2 separate regions of the Homo sapiens genome follow, and region 2 is linked to region 1. Evidence: chromatin loops called from intact Hi-C (ENCODE). Cell type or tissue: endothelial cell of umbilical vein. All regions are shown on one strand. Links, peaks and the distances in the headings refer to the core of each region. The heading gives the core; the rest is flanking DNA.

Region 1 (8,286 bases), core at 287-8,286:
AAATTGTAGGTTGTTTCTTGGTTTTAACTGTCATTTGTATTTGTTTGTTTTCCTCTAAGAAAACAAATATGCTCTTTTTTTCTTTTCTTTTTAATTTACTTTTTTTCTCTCACCTAAACCCCCATAGTAGACAGGCAAATTTAAAAGTATGTCTTTCAAAAACCCAGTTTGTCTTCCTACTGGCCATTTTGCCTTCTATTCTCTGATTAGAAAACTAATTGTGATACTTTATTATTCTTTAGATATAAGAATTCTGACTTTTTACACTTATCAATAGACTTTTTTGAAGTGTACAAGTTGGCAATATTAAGTTATTTGTTTTGCTGGGCTATTTCTGGAACTAAAGATTTATCACATAAGGTGACAAATTGAGAAAAGGAAAAAAACTAGGCTTTTTTTTCTTCTTAACTAATTTTTATTAAATTGGGGGCATCTAGTTACTGCAGTTGAGTAAGTGTTAGCCTTACCTGGGAAGCTGTAAATGATTATTTTGCCCTCAAGTGCAGCTGGCAGAGTCATCCATGTCCCTGAGGCACATCTGCAGAGTGAGTGGGCCCCTTTGAGCCTGCCCAAGCCACAGCTCACAGTGAGGAGGGAAGTGTAGCCCAAAGGTCTTGCCAGGCTTAGCTCACAAGGTGGCAGTCACTTAGCATCCAGGAAAGCTTCATTCATTGTCTTGAGGTGAGCAAGTGGCCACTTGACCAGCTTTCCCACAGGTAGTCAATAGAACTAATGACAGCTGGTCACAGGCACACTCCTGCCCTCGATCCCAAGGCCCTAAAGTGAGAGAACTTCTCGAGAATTTCATTCATTCCAATATTTTTTGGACACCTACTATATGCCTGGCACTGTGCCAGATGCTAGATGGGCAATGGTTGACGTGATACATATGGCCCTTGCTCTCTCACGGAGCATACAATCTAGTGGAGCAAATCAACGTTACAAATCCCACAAATTAGAGGGAAAAAAAAACAGTATGCTAAGTGAATTTAAAGCAGGACCTTATTTAGACAGGGGGCTAAGGAAAAACCTCCAACTTTAAGCAAGAGAGGTGACTCAGGTGAAGGCAGAGGGCTTACAGGTTGAGAAACAGCTTGTGTGAGGGCCCTGAGACAGTTGCAGGCACGAGCTTGGCTTTTCCAGAAAACTCAAAGGCCACCAGTGTGCCTAGAGCTGTGTGAGCAAGATTTTGAGAGGTGCAAAGAAGTCAGGAGGGTAGATCAGGGCCAATAACATAATGCTGGATAACAGCATTAGAGATTTAGGATTTTATCCTAAATGTTGTGGAAAACCGAGGAGTTTGAAACCAAGATGTGACAAAATCTGATTATGTTTTTAGAAGTATTTTTAATTCACAAAGGGTAAGGTTTAATGGAGGGCAAGCCCTTAATTTTTTGTATCACTTTGGGAACTAAATCAAGGAGCATGAAACCATCAAAATGATCGAATCAGGGGCAGCCGGGTGAGTGAGTGGGGCTAAATTTGTGCCATCTGAAATTAGGGTCAAAGTTCTGATGGCTTCAGTTGTAGTGACAGTTCTGCTGCAGAAATCCCGTCTGTCCTTTGGAAAATAAATTTGATTTTAAAAACCTCAAAACATAGCCCAAGTAGCTTAAACCATCAGTACAAGTTTCCACTGACATCTGCCATGCAAATTTGTACTTCTTCAGCCAGTTGCTCTTCCTCACAGTTAACGCTGGAAATCAGAGGCCATGAGAAGAAAGCAAGTGTGGATATTTGGGCATGGTAGATGGTGTTCATTTTCCTAGATTTTAAAAATTTGATTGAAAGTCAAGAGTGAAAACAAACCAACCCTAAAGTCCCTTAGCATCATCTCAGATAAGGGGAGAAGAGAGATGTTGGAATGAGGTAGGTAGGTTTATCTAAGATGCTGAAACTCAGAAGGACTGCTCATTTCTATCTTGACCTTCTTAGTAAATAATAAAAAAGCCCCAGCACTTTCAACAAGTGAACACTTTGTGGGCCCAACTTATGTGTCTGAAAGAGACTCTCTTTGCTATTCACCAGGGAAAACTGGTTTAAATTGGAGGGTTTTAGAAGAGTTGGGATTAATGTGCAGATTGATTTTACTGCGTATGAATCTTCTGTGACTGATGGTTTAACCCTTCTCATTGAGAATGAGTTTACCTGGTGTCATGTGTTGGGAGTAGCATAATTTCCTGATCAGTACCTTTATAATTCTGAAATAATTTACTTCTAAAAGATGAGAAACTTTCTTAATTCAATAGCTTTAGGACAAAGCAAGTTAAGTAACTCAAATGTTTTTGTGACATTTTTCTTTTACTTCAGAAAACTTTTTAGAATAGTGTTTCTTCTACTATTCAGATGACTAAAATAATTTGAATATTTCTTCTGAGAGAATGAAAATGAGAAAGGATGTACGAACAGTCCATGTCGCTGCTTAACTCGCCCTAGAAAAGCTGGTCAGAGAACAGACCTAAGGAAACTCTTTAGTACGAAATTTCATTATAACTAATAGCAATAGCATTTCAGCACTACCTCTGTATTTAAAAAAGAAAAAAGATTTAGGGACCCTTGACAAATTTAATAGCTCCTTAGAGATGATGTTAACAGTTTAGTCATAAATTTTATGTTTCTGTCCTGTGTTCAGTGACATACCAGGAAAACACATTTTCAGAAAAGGTATGCTATGTAAATTCTTTTCATTACTATTTTACGTTATCCTACAAAATAATTTTTTTGAAAATAGAAGCCTGTAATCCCAGCACTTTGGGAGGCCGAGGCGGGTGGATCATGAGGTCAGGAGATCGAGACCATCCTGGCTAACAAAGTGAAACCCCGTCTCTACTAAAAATACAAAAAATTAGCCGGGCACGGTGGCGGGCGCCTGTAGTCCCAGCTACTCGGGAGGCTGAGGCAGGAGAATGGCGTGAACCCGGGAAGCGGAGCTTGCAGTGAGCCGAGATTGCGCCACTGCAGTCCGCAGTCCGGCTTGGGCGACAGAGCGAGACTCCGTCTCAAAAAAAAAAAAAAAGAAAATAGAAACGCTGGAAATATTTTTTTAAATAGTAACTCTGATTTTCATAGTAAATTCAATTTTCATAATGAACTCATGATCTAGTGTGTTTAGTTTTTGAAATGTCCATGATCAATGTAAAAAGAAAAAACAAACTCATCACCTTTACTCTCATTAAATTTCTATAAGGAAGACCTTCAATTGAAATCTAATTTTTTTTTGTTGACTCACCCAATGCTATATATAATATATTATTGTTATATTGTATTGCTGATGTGGAAAACTCATGATATAAAATGAAATTGATATAAAAAGACAGCCATCTGACAGCCTGAAAGTGGGCGGCAGGGGCAGTTTATAACTCAATTCATATTGTAGATTAGGAAATAGAGGCTGACAGCTATGAAGCAGTAGCCCAAGGAAACACACCTAATAAGAAGTGCAGTCAAGTCCAGAACCAGGTCTTTGATTTGATCCAAAATTTTATCAACTCTAGAACCATCAAAGATGGCCTAGATTGCAACTTTGGATGAATTAGCATTAGTGTAACCTTTATATATATATATACATATATATATACATATATACGTATATATATACGTATATATACGTATATATATACGTATATATACGTATATATATACGTATATATATGTATATATACACACACATACACATACATACCAATGTAGCTGAAGATTTATGTATTTATATTACAGTTATTAAAGGTATTATTGAAATGTTAATGAGAAAATGTATCGTACTTTTGACATTTTTTTTTCATAATACTATCCCAAACAGATTAAAAAACACAATAGTCCACTAGAGGGCACCTTTCTTCAACATCACGGTCTGTTCTCTTCCCCAGTACTCTATTAACCTGGTTTTAATCAGCCACTATCGCCTCGGAGCATTGAAAAGCTTTTTTATTGTCAGAGATTCCATGTACTGCTTTAGCAAAATGCATTTGTATTGGTAGGCAAGGCTATCTGTGCTGCTAAGATACCTGGAATGATAAAGGGGAAGCATGACCCTTATTCCCCTACACACATACACGCATGCACACAAACTTTGTGTTAGTTTGAGCTTAGCCCTTCTTGACATGACAACCCAACTTATTTTTATTTGGAAAGTCTTGCCTTAGCCCTGGCAAATTTATACTACTTTTCACTTTTTCTGCCACTGCGTTCTCTGACTCCAAATGCTGGAAAACAGAGAGTAAAAGAGATGGTCTTTAAATGTTGACATAAATTGGGGACGAAACGATGTAGACTTCACCCAGATTTACCTATCCGTCAGTTGCTGTTTTTCTACAGCATGTGAATTTCAGTTACTGTTGGGCATAAAATACTATGGGAAAAATAATAGGATTGTGTCCAATAAACAAGTACTCTGGCAGATTCTATTGAAATATAAAACCATCTCATTATTCTAGAGGCAAAGGGAGGCTGCCTGCTATAGCATTGCCTAATGTATTACATTTCAAACTGTGTCTGTAGAAACCCAGGGTTGCTGGAGATATTTTTAGAGATTAATTTGTACCTATTATATGAGCGGCTAAACATCTCATCCCCAAGCCCCCCAAAAAAAATCAAACTGGAAATTAAAGAGTTGTGAAATGTGAAAATAATTCAGAATACAACTACAAATGAGATAGTCTATGGGACTTTGGAGAAAAGTCCTGTAAAGCTGTGGTAAGAAGAATATAACGTTTCAGCCCAAACTGTAATGATTTAATTCCCTCATAATCTGTGCAAAGTATTTCTCTCAACCCAATTTTTCGACGTCAGCATATTTAATTTATCCTGCCAGGTGAAGTAGTCTTTCACAGTCCTCAAAATCAACGAACTTATAAATATGTGTCATTGACCATGAAGGTGGTAGCTCTGTACTGGCCTTTCTAAAAAATTCATGCCTGTGCATGCCCAAGCAATAAAATTACGCAAGTTGCCCAGAGGCCCAGCTTGGTTCAGTGCCAGGTTAGGATCAGGCACATCTGTTTGGCACAGTCTCTCATCAAGCCTAACAGTCGGTTGTGCAATGACAAGCAAACACCCAATATATCAAATGAGAAGGTACTGTTATAGATTAATGACCTATTGTAAGTTTGGGTACTCTGTCTTATCTTGTTTATAATCAGAAATATGAGTAATTGCTATATATTGTTAGTAAACCAATTTTGAATAAGTTTCTTGCTACTTTGCTTTTAAGATTCTGGACATGTTTAATGAAGAATACGCAGAGATTGCAACATAATCCATTAAAAGAACCATTACCATTTACAACTACTTACTTGTGTGAAACAGGATTCTTTCGATGTGGCACAACCAAACAAAATCTTATTCCAGATGTAGCTTTACATTTAGTTCTATGTAAAGCTATATCTGGAATAAGATTATAACTGACATCTATAAATTCTGCTTTCTCTTTTTTTGTATCACAAACAGCATCATGTTCTCATTGAGAGACACATGAATATAGATTTGAACTCAGAATAATTTTATCCTGATAGAAACATTTGATTGTTTTGCATGTTGGTTTTCATATTGATTTTCATTTTAAAAGCAAATTCTAGTATTTAAGAAAATAGAAGAAAAAGTGACAACCAATTAGTGATTCACACTAATAATTTTCTCAGGAAACTATTTTTTTCATATAATGTGAAATAATAAACATAAGCATAACCAAGGTCAGAATAGTCCAAACTTCTGAGTAAATTAATTTACATAGGTTATAAGACTCTCAGGTAAATTTCTTATTTATAATTATAAGGCTAAAAAATTATAACCTGTCTCATTTTTATTCTTCCCTTACTTTCTATTTTTGGGCCTCAGAGTATTGTTGGAAGTGGAGAAGTATCCTGACACCAGCTGTCCTCTTCTGGGGCTCTGTTCCACATCTATAGTGTGGGAAATGACCTTGACGCAATAGTAGCCTGCAAGTACACTACCAGACATTCTATCCCAGAAGTCACAGGCCAAATTAAGATGTTCAGATCACACAGTTCTTTACCTCTATTTAAAATGCAAGGCAAGAAGCAAGGGAAAGAGATGGGATGAGCTGACTACTTAGGATATGGCACAGGAGTATGGCAGGACCTTGAGTTACACAATATTTATATGTCCAGCCTCTCTGCCACAACAGCCTTTCCTGTTGAGGATATGGTTATGAACCACAGTTGAGGTTTGAGAAAGGATTCCTGTTCCACTTAGACACAAGGTATCTGCCAGTGACACACAACTTGCTTTGTAAGAGACAGAGCCAATTCCCTCTGGCTTCCTCTGTAGCTTGCCTCTTAGCCTGATGAGAAGCTGGGGATTGCATTTACATTTCTTGGGCAGAGGACACATTGGACCAGAATGGGTGTCATCAATGGGAAATCAACATAAAATCTAATGAATGAGGGCCTCATGTGGCTCAGATGATTTAGTGTGTCATGAATATTAGGCGGTTCTTTAGTCTTTTCATCCCTTTCTATGCTTGGCACCTACACACTTGATCTAGGCTTAACAAATCTGCTACTAACTTACTTATTGATATTTAACACATCTCATGAATTCTGACTACAGTAGTCTCCCCCTTGGCCTGCCAGGGATACTTTCCAGGACCCTCGGAGGATGCCTGAAACCGTGGATAGTCCCAAACCCAATATATTATGGTTTTTTCCTATACATACCTATTATAAAGTTTAATTTATAAATTAGGTACAGTAAGAGATTCACAATAACTAATCATAAAATAGAATAATTATAACAATATGCCAGCATCATGGCTCTTGCATTTTGAGGTCGTTATTAAGTAAAGTAAGGGTTACTTGAATACAAGCATTATGATACCAAGACAGTCAAACTGATACTGAGCCAGCTACTTAGTGACTCCTGGGTGTAGAGTGTCCACAGTGTGGATATGCTGGACAAAGAGAGGATTCACATCCTGGGTAGGATGGCACGAGGGTTCATCAGAAGAATGGCACAGAATTTAAAACTTATGAATTGTTTATTTCTGGAATTTTCCATTTAATAGTTTCAAACCATGGTTGACTACAGGTAACTAAAACCTTGAAAAGCGAAACCATAGATAAGGGGGAATGATTGTATGTCTGTTTACTTACTCATTATCTAAATGTAACACATACATTTCACCTGTGTCTTATAAGCTACTACATAGTCATTATCTATACTTAACACACGTTTATGAGTTTCATCCATCTTCTTTTTCTTGTTCATCTGTAGCAGAATTGACTGTTGTCAAATAATACAACAAAGCCCCTACAAAATCTCTTGGAAAGAGATTTCTTACTGGTGCAGCCTCTGATTCCACATCCTTGCCCTAGGGGTTTTAACCTGCAGCAGCTCCAACCAAGCAGCTTTAGGGACCAGATCAAGGCCACCCAGCCATCTGTGCTCCTGTATCTTCCCCTATCGCCACCACAACTTCCTCTTTACTCGACATTAATTTGTAACTTTACTCACCATATCTTCAGTCCCAAGACTGAATGAATGCCTGCCAGACACTCCTGACCCAGTTCTTCTAGCACCTGGCCCTTATTTTCTATTCACCATCATCAGTTTCTCCCTTTGCTGGCTCCTTTCCTGCTGCCCACCTAGACATTTGGGTCTCCCACATCTTAAACATCAGCTACATTGGCAACCTCTCCAAGCTACCAGCCTAATGCTCTGATTTATTAACAAGCTTGTTCACAAACTCTCAACTCAGACCCTCAACTTCTTAGCCACAACCACCCAGCTTCCACCCCTAACACACGACTACTGAAATTATTCCCTTGGCATAACTCGTGACTTCCTAATAGTCCAAATTAATGGCTTCTGGTTGTTTTTCTCCTCCGCGTCCCTGCAGTATTTGAAGAAACTAGGCTCTGTCAGCGTTCCCTCTCTTCTTGTCACTTCTCACTGTGTTAGTTTTCATTCTCTTCTCACTTTGTTGACTATGTCTCCTTTGCATCCCCTTGCTCTCTAAATGTGGGCTTCCTACCCTTATCTGCAGTCTCATTTTCCTTAGTTTCAGTTACCATCGGTCAACTGTGGTGTGAAAATATTAAGCTATTTTGAGAGAGAGACCACATTCACATGACTGTTACTACAGTATATTGTTATAATTGTTCTATTTTATTACCTGTTATTGTTGTTAATCTCTTACTGTGCCTAAGTTATAAATTAAACTTTATCACAGATATGTACGTATGGGAAAAACATGGTATGTATAAGGTTCAGTACTATCTTCAGTTTCAGGCATCCGCTAGGGGTCTTGGAATGTATACCACATGGATA
Region 2 (8,325 bases), core at 1-8,000, 560 kb before region 1:
TATTTTTACAATTCTATACAAATCATGAAGAGCCCCTCATCAGGATCTTGGAAGAGGCTCCTGGCCTTTAAGTAAGAACCCCTAAAGCTTAAGTTTCCTAGCTTCAGGGAATTGGCTACTGACCCAAAAGTATTGTTTTCACTACAGTTGATGGACTTTTCCTTGAGCATTGTAATTCCCAGACCTTTAATAAATTAGGGAAAACATACAGATTCAATAATGTGGTCACATTTTTTTTGTTATTTATATGCTGTGACCATTGAGAATTGATGATCTTTGAACTATTCCAGCCAAATGAGAATAAATAAGTTTGTTGATTCAGAAACAACTTTAATGACATAGGTTGTGTGTGAAAGAATTACAGAGATCAGATGCTTCCAGGAGTTTAGAAGAGATAGTGATAGAATTAATACAGCTATCTTAAACTATTTTAAAAGGCTGAATCCTAACAACTAGTCCGCATGAACTGTTAACTCCCAGAAGAGGTTAGACTGTGTTCAGTGACCCCCCCTATGAAAATCGAGATGTTAATCTCAAAGATCACAAGCCAGTCTGATATGATTTGGCTCTGTGTCCCTACCCAAATCTCACCTTGAATTGTAATGATCCCCACATGTCAAGGGTGTGACCAGATGTAGACAATTGAATCATGGGGCAATTTCCCCCATGCCGTTCTGTTGATAGTGAGTTCTCAGGAGGTCTGGTGCTTTTACATGGGGCTTCCCCCTTTACTCAGAAGAGGTGCCTTCTGCCATGATTGTAAGTTTCCTGAGACCTCCCCAGCCATGCAGAACTGTGAGTCAATTAAACCTCTTTTCTTAATAAATTACCCAGTCTCGGGTATTTCTTCATAGCAGCATGAAAACGGACTAATACACAGTCCATGGGGGAATCACTTAGCTTATATTAAGAAGAGGTTTCCGTTATCCTGAGCAGAAGATAATTTATTTTTTCTGATACTAATCACAGAAAATAACTTCCTTAGGCGAAACCTGAAATAGCTGCCTAATGACATTACATTAATTCTCTGAGTAGTACGTAACACTTGAATAATCTTTGTCCATTTCTTTATTTATAATCTTTGTCCATTTCCTATTCCCTTCCACAGTATATAAAACCCATGATGTGGTGCTCTCGCCTGCCTTGTGCCCCACAGCAGGGCCACTGCATTTGGCCATGCAGACTGTGCTGCACATCACTGACACCTTCACCTTGCAGTCATGCAAAGGACTGCTCTGGAGCTGTGCACGGCAGAGTCCCTGTTCAGAGTCTACAGCTGACCCTGGCACAGAATGGCCCCTCAAAAATCACACATTGAGTGCATGCAGTAGTAGTCAGCCTATTTATTATTCTCATCTAAAATATAAGATGAAAAATTGAAAGAATTTGTTGTCTCATAAATCAAAGTACATTTACCTGTGCAAACTAGTTTGTTTTGACTGATGAATTTTATTATTAAGTTGACTCTTTTAGGCCGGTTGAGTGCAGTCAAGTCTGTGAAAGTCAAACCAGTAAGGTAGGGAGACAGTCTCCATGGCTGGATTGAAGTTAAAGTTCAGGTCTCCTGATTCACTACATCACATTCTGTATGTTCTACTTCCCTTGGCACCAAAGCCAATTCCTTCAGACTCCTTGTGAGTTTCTGAGTCTGTGGACCATGATCCAACAGTAATCATGTGTGTGCTGTTTTTTGTTTTGTTTTGTTTTTTCAGCATTCAGCGAGCATGGCGAGAGTACCTGCAGCGGCAGGAGCCCCTGGGGAAGAGGAGCCCGTCCCCACCCTCTGTCTCCTCAGAGAAGCTGAGCAGCTCTGTCAGCATGAACACCTTCTCCGACAGCAGCACACCCGTGAGTGTCATGTTTCTTTTTCTATGTCCTGACTTGACATTCAACTGAAAGCCTAGACTTTGGTTCTAAGAGAGAAATCTTGGGATGTGAGCAGGTGGTTTGTGACAGTGAAGATCTATGTAGCTTATTTGCTACCCAGGAACCCATGGTGAGAGTTTTGTCACCTCAAAATAAAGACACAATTCATAAGCACAAAGTGAACTTTATCAAGTCTGGAGAAAATAGATTGCATTTATGTGTTCTCATTTCTCTATTATGGAGGTATCTTTTTTGCTTTTCTTTATAATAGCATATTTCTTTTAGTATGTGCTGTGTGTTTCTTTTATTGTGTGGTGCTAATATGATAGAAGATAAGATTGGTTATAAGGAGTAGAAAGAGAACTTTTACCAGAAGAATTGAAAGTGGTCACACACTCAGGGGTTGCAACTTAAATGTCTCCAGGGGCCAGGTAAGTCACCCTCATGACTGAGGTGGCTGAGCTGTGCCCCTGGCTACACGGAGAACATAGACCTCACCTGAAGGGCAGCGCACTTGGCTCCTGACAATGTGACACCATGTGGCGATACAGGCAGGCATGGCCAAATGTGATTTTCTTTCTTCAGGACATGTCAGAAATCTGCATTTTTAAGTGTTAGCAGCCAGTAAGAAAATTTAAAAGGTAAAGTAAGCATGCCTACAGACCACAATTGACCTACAGGCCACCAGTTTAAGAAATCTGAGATAGAGAGTTAAGGAATAAGGGAATCTGCTGGAAGTCTTTATTTTTAAAAAACACCAAAAGTGGGAAGAAATCAGTGATGAGGGATTTATGAACCAGGATTTTGTGGATTTAAGCATTGTGATAATTTGTAACCAGTCACTGAAATGCTGAAAAGTTAGAGAAATGAAGTAATTACACAAGTATATTACTTCCAAAAATTTTTCTTTTACTTTTGGTTATCATGTTTATTCTGTGGTAAAAAGGTTTCCCAACACTCAACGCAATGTATTCTTTTTGGGATCAGGTAAAAGTTACTGTATTTGAAATGTTTTCAGATGGTTGCATTGCATATTCTTCAATAAATGGTTTTGCCTAGATATGGATTTAAAGAGAGAGAATAAGTTGAGTTTATAGCAGTGCAAATAAAAGTGGCAGAAGATCCATTTTTAATTGACAGCAGAAATTGAACATTTAGTGAATCTTCACTTTTTAAAACAATTATTTAGGGGAATGGCTTATCCTAACTGACCTCACTATCACTAGAGGGCACTCGTGAACTACACTGGAAAATGCCAGGGCTTCTCGTTTGTGTCTAACTCATGATTTGTGAGGTAAAAACTAAAGTGAGAATTGAATGTTTAAGATGTCTTTGCTGTAAATGCCAATAGAAAGTGCAAATTAGATGACTTTTGGATTTTATTTGAATGATGGAAACTCAATATTAGAAATCACTTTGTGAGTTAAATGTTTGGATTTACTTTTTTTGTACCTTCTCACAGCCCCAATTCACGACAATTCTCAATTGCTGCTGAATCCAGTGATATCTAAAAGTTTTAGTGTTGCTTTAGGGTGCTTAACCTTTCGGTTTTATTGGACTCCTATGAGAATATATGTTTGTTTTATATTTGTACGGCTGTACTGCTTCGATTCTAGCATAAGTGTTTTGTGCATAAATGCATGTTCTTCCCTGTTCATGAGTCATCAACTTCATTTATATCTCTGCACAGCTTCACTAACAGTTCTACTTTATTTAATTTAGCTTAGCCTCCTGATTCCTTGTTGGTTTTTAGTAGAAGATATTTCCTCCCTCAAATGTTCCCAGAAATTTGTTCTCCCATAAGGTATATCAGACTGAATTGGGGGTGCATCCTGTAGCCCCACCATATCATCATCCTTTAGCTCTGTGCTCATGTGCTGAGGATGACTGTATTCAGTGAATGGCAGTCTGGCTCACCCATGATTGCCTATAAAAAGTGAGAATCAATGCCTGTAATCCCAGCACTTTGGGAGGCTGAGGTGGGCAGATCGCTTGAGGTCAGGAGTTTGAGATCAGCCTAGCTAACATAGCGAAACCCTGTCTCTACCAAAAATACAAAAATTAGCTGGGTGTGGTGGCATGCACCTGTAATCCCAGCTACTTGGAAGACTGAGGCAGGAGAATGAACGGCTTGAAACCCAGGAGGCAGAGGTTGCAGTGAGCCGAGATTGCGCCACTGCACTCCAGCCTGGATGACAGAGGGGAAAACAAAAAAAAAAGAATTAGAATCAGAACAGATTTTCAAAAAGAATTAGCTGTCAGAAAGCAAGCAGGCCCTGCCCAGAATTCTAATAGAAGTTATTGATTATAACAATGACTTAAATATTGATAATGACAGTGATGTGACATTAAATGTAAAAAATAAAATATGAAAATATAAGATGTTGGGATGCTTCCAAGTCTCTGGTTTGTCACTTAGGTAAAATATCCAAGTCACAGTTTAAAAGAAAACTTTATATGTAGTTGTTTGGAGTTTAGTGAGCTAAGCTTGTTTTATCTGCTGTGATCATCAGTTTGCCAGGGCCCCTGTTGGGAAGATTCATCCTTACATCTCTTGGAGGTTGCAGTCACCTGGGGACAAGTTGCCTGGTGGAAGGAAGGTGATTCTTCTCTACCTTGACCAGCTTGCCAGACCCACTGGGTTCATACATACTCTCAAGGAGCCCCAGATAGAAAGACTTGGTTTTCTCACCCTCCAGTGAATGGACCTCAAGTTTATGGAGGGAATAGGATGATCCCTGGCCTACACTGACTAAGCCTGTCATCAAGAAATGAGCTTCCTCTAACAACCATGAGTCCATTTGGAACTTCTGTGTTAAAAGCCTTCAGTCCAAGTCAAATGTTGTCAGTGAGCTGTGTCCCTGGGGAGTTCTTTATGCCCTGCCTCTTGCTTGATCTTTTCCAGGTTGTTGAACCTCAGCCCTCTTTCTCTGGGTTTAATCTATTGCTGTTACTGCCTAGACAATTTTCTATCTTCTCATATCTGATCAACTGACTGTCTTGTCCCAAGTCCCTTCCTTCCTTCTACTAACCTCTAACACAACCTTAATGGAGGCCAACAAGCCCTTACCTAACTTCTGGACATTGCCAGCTGCTCTGCAGCCCCACGCCCATAACTGCAATTATTGCCTATCTCAACTATCTACCCCAGGCATGCACTACACAGGAAATCAGCTCACTAATCTGGTTGAGTTCCTGTGTGGAGCTGATAATGATGCTTTTGCATGCTTCTGCTCTGATTGTTTTGGCTAGGCCTAGTGGTTAATGTGGTTCTTTGAACATTTCTGCCTTAAAATATATAACAAAAGTAACGTTTAAGTATGAGTGCTCAAATTCATTATCTTAATAAAAGCTGAGCACTTGTTATGTGCCAGGCACTCTGCTATTATCTTGTTTAATCCTATCAATGATCATACAAAGAAAGACACTATTATTATCTCCATTTTACAGGTGATGAAAAAGAGACTTAAAGAGATAACTACCTTTTCTTGGGCCACCCATTGGGTTGGAGCTCCATATTTTATTCTTCCACTATATTACTTGAAAAGAAGGCTGCATTTAGACACGGTCAAGCAATCAGTTCATGCATTTCTAAGACTGCTTTACAATTTGGTAGTTACAAACAGTGAATGAAACAATATTTTTAAAACCCTCATTTGATTTTATAAATTGCTTCATTCAATGCTCCTTGATTAAAACCTCAAACCTCAGCTGTTCAATGCCAAATTAAAGAGCAACAGAAGGGAAGATAATATTAAGTTATGTTAGCAATTTGCATATTAAGTGCCCTTACACTGCAATGTATCATGTGGTAACAGAAAAATTTGTTTTAGAAATAGGAATTTTGAATAGCAACTGTTAGGGAATGGAGCTTGTGGATATCAAAATGATTTTTAAAAAGAGTAATCTTCTCTCCTTAAAAAATATTAGTTATTGCACAAAGGACAACAGTAGGAAATGCCCTGTGTATTTTTTATTAATCAATTTCATATCATAAAATATTTAACGCTTTTCGTTTCCAGCTCCCAGAGATCTGTAGCTTGTCTAATAGGATTATCATGGAAAGAAACTATAGCATGGTATTTTCTAAACTCCAAGATTGATGACCTTTTCAGAAATTATTAGCATGACCTTACAAATAAGTCCGGAAAAATCTTTGGGATTATTTAGAGACATTCTCAATCTCTTTTGGCTTAGAATTGTTTCCTCCTGCTTGGGCCTTGCTTTGCGGTCACGCCTCTCTCTCCCATTGGTTCCCATATTATTATGATCTGGCCTATAGGGGGCACTGTGGCTCATGGAATGAGGCGCTGCCTGGGTAGGAGGATGTGACTTACAATAGCAGCTCTGCCACTATTTCTATGTGTCCAAGATATATCATTTGAGAGGACATTCCTCATCTGAAACTGGAAATAATACCCACCTCAGAAATGGATTGGGATTGCTGTGAAGGTTAAACGGCACTACGCATGTAAACTACAGCACAGAACCTGGGACTCTGAAGGCTCTCACTAAATATTAGTTGATTTTGAATCTGCTCTTGAAAACGTTCAGTGAGTTTATTCAAAATGCTGTGGAAAAACTGTGGAGAGCAGAGATGGAATTTTTAACTTGACACTGATTGAGGGGCACAGTACTTGTTTGTGATTCCCCAAGTGAATCCATGAGAATCAACTCATGCCCCAGAATGAATATGAATATATATATTGGAACTGTACATTACGAAGGTAATAAATTAAGCATTTATTTTAGTGTTGCTCTTACTAAAGATTGATTTTCCAGTTCTGAAGATGAACTGAGTCCTTTTGCATCTAAATGGGTAGACCTTCTCTGAGAGACCACCCCCACACTCAGAGTAAAAGCAAGCATAGATCGCTCTCCTTCCTTCCAAGACCTGATGAATAAGGAACAGGCAGATTCTTAGGACACTGGGGAAAGCAGAATTAAGTGCCATTCCTGCAGCTGCCCAACTTCTACCAGCAGACCTTACTTCATTCCTAGTCAAGAGGAATTATAGTCCTGAGCAGGGTCAAAACCACCGATTTGGACCAGCTGAAGACTGTTACCTCAGGTGTGAAGTAACACCTGAGTGTTACTTCTGGCGTGAAGGCTGTGGGATGCTTAGGTTAACAGCACTGCTTAAGTGTCCCGGCATTTAGCAAGAGTGTCTGGATATTCAACAGCTAGCCAGATGACCCACCAAACCTTTCCAAATATACTTCTAAAAGTCAGTCTTACCCTTGCTGTTGAACGCGGCGTATTCACCAACATTCAAACTGCTTCATTATCCTCAAGCTTTATTGCCCTTTTCAGATTTACAACCTCCAGGCTTTAAATACATCAAGAAAACTCTGGTGACTAATTAGGGAGAAAGTCTTGTTACAAAGTCACACTTGGTTGGGGGAAAACTCAGCCCTGAAAGAGGATTTCTGGGACCCCTTCTAATACAATTTTGAGATATTTAAAACTATAGAGAATATGGGCCGGGTGTGGTGGCTCATGCCTGTAATCCCAGCACTTTGGGAGGCTGAAGTGGGCAGAACACCTGAGGTCAGGAGGTCGAGACCATCCTGACCAACATGGTGAAACCCTGTCTCTACTAAAAATACAAAAATTAGCTGAGCATGATGGTGTGCGCCTGTAATCCCAGCTACCTGGGAGGCTGAGGCAGGAGAATTGCTTGAACCCGGGAGGCAGAGCCTGCAAGTGAGCCGAGATTGTGCCACTGCACTCCAGCCTGGGTGACAGAGCAAGACTCCGTCTCAAAAACAACAACAACAACAACAAAAACAAAAAACAAACTATAGCGAATGTAAGCTTTGTGCTACTTAATAATTTAATAACCTAGATTTTCCAGGTCAGGGACAGGTTACAGTATTAAGCTCAGCTGTTATAAATTTAGGTCTCATGAATTCTAATGTTTTAGTACCCAAACATTATCTTTCATCCTTCCTTTCAGACCCCCAAATAGCACAAATTCTTTGTCTATTTGTTCCAAATTTTGGTTCTGAGAATATATTAACCATATATAAAAAGAGAAGACTTCTTAGTATTTACTTAGAAGTAGATACATTCCTCTTCTTTCAAACCAGAGCCTGAGAGAGTATTTCATTTTCCAAAGTTTTACAAATTATATAATATATAAACATATATGACAGTATGCATAAATCTATTTTTATATAAAATAGTATCTTTATACCACAAACATCCTCTCCCTTTTATGTCTCTAAATATTGGCTGATAATATAGATTCCTTTTCCCAAATTATCCTTTTAACATCATGGTTTGAGGGTAATTTTTCTTGATAGGTTTAAAAATAAACATGTTGTTCTGGTTTGGGGATTTAAAATTTTTTCAAAAGGACTGCTAATATTAAACATTGCGTGAGTTCAGAACGATATGCAAAATTGACAGTTAATTGATCACTGATTCATTCATCCATAGTAACATAATAAATCT

What was found. Hi-C counts contacts between places; a loop is a spot of excess contacts. Peaks named below come from ENCODE experiments on the same cell type or tissue, not always from the same donor. Only the 100,000 strongest peaks of a DNase experiment are listed, where the experiment ranks them.
Region 2: a loop joins it to region 1, with 7 times the contacts of the local background. A loop is called at or near these places in 10 of 110 quality-filtered maps.

The regions. Positions count from the first base shown.
Region 1 is chr3:159,824,811-159,833,096 of GRCh38, forward strand. All of the region lies in intron 4 of IQCJ-SCHIP1 (IQCJ-SCHIP1 readthrough), which reads left to right. All of the region lies in intron 2 of SCHIP1 (schwannomin interacting protein 1), which reads left to right. LOC101928351 (a long non-coding RNA gene) reads right to left here and starts at 3,015. Exons shown (of 4, transcript XR_007096144.1): 1 at 1-3,015. In endothelial cell of umbilical vein, for the core only: a CTCF peak has its summit at 3,835 (motif pointing right); DNase peaks (open chromatin) are centred at 3,891 and 4,981; H3K27ac peaks cover 876 bases.
Region 2 is chr3:159,260,836-159,269,160 of GRCh38, forward strand. It overlaps IQCJ-SCHIP1 (IQCJ-SCHIP1 readthrough), which reads left to right. Exons shown (of 10, transcript NM_001414413.1): 4 at 1,713-1,848. IQCJ (IQ motif containing J) reads left to right here. Exons shown (of 4, transcript NM_001042706.3): 4 at 1,713-2,912. The coding sequence ends at 1,896. Among named protein-coding and RNA genes, the nearest start is that of SCHIP1, 8.2 kb to the right of the region's middle. In endothelial cell of umbilical vein, for the core only: CTCF peaks have their summits at 3,091 (motif pointing right), 6,144 (motif pointing right) and 6,348; a DNase peak (open chromatin) is centred at 3,116; H3K27me3 peaks cover 571 bases.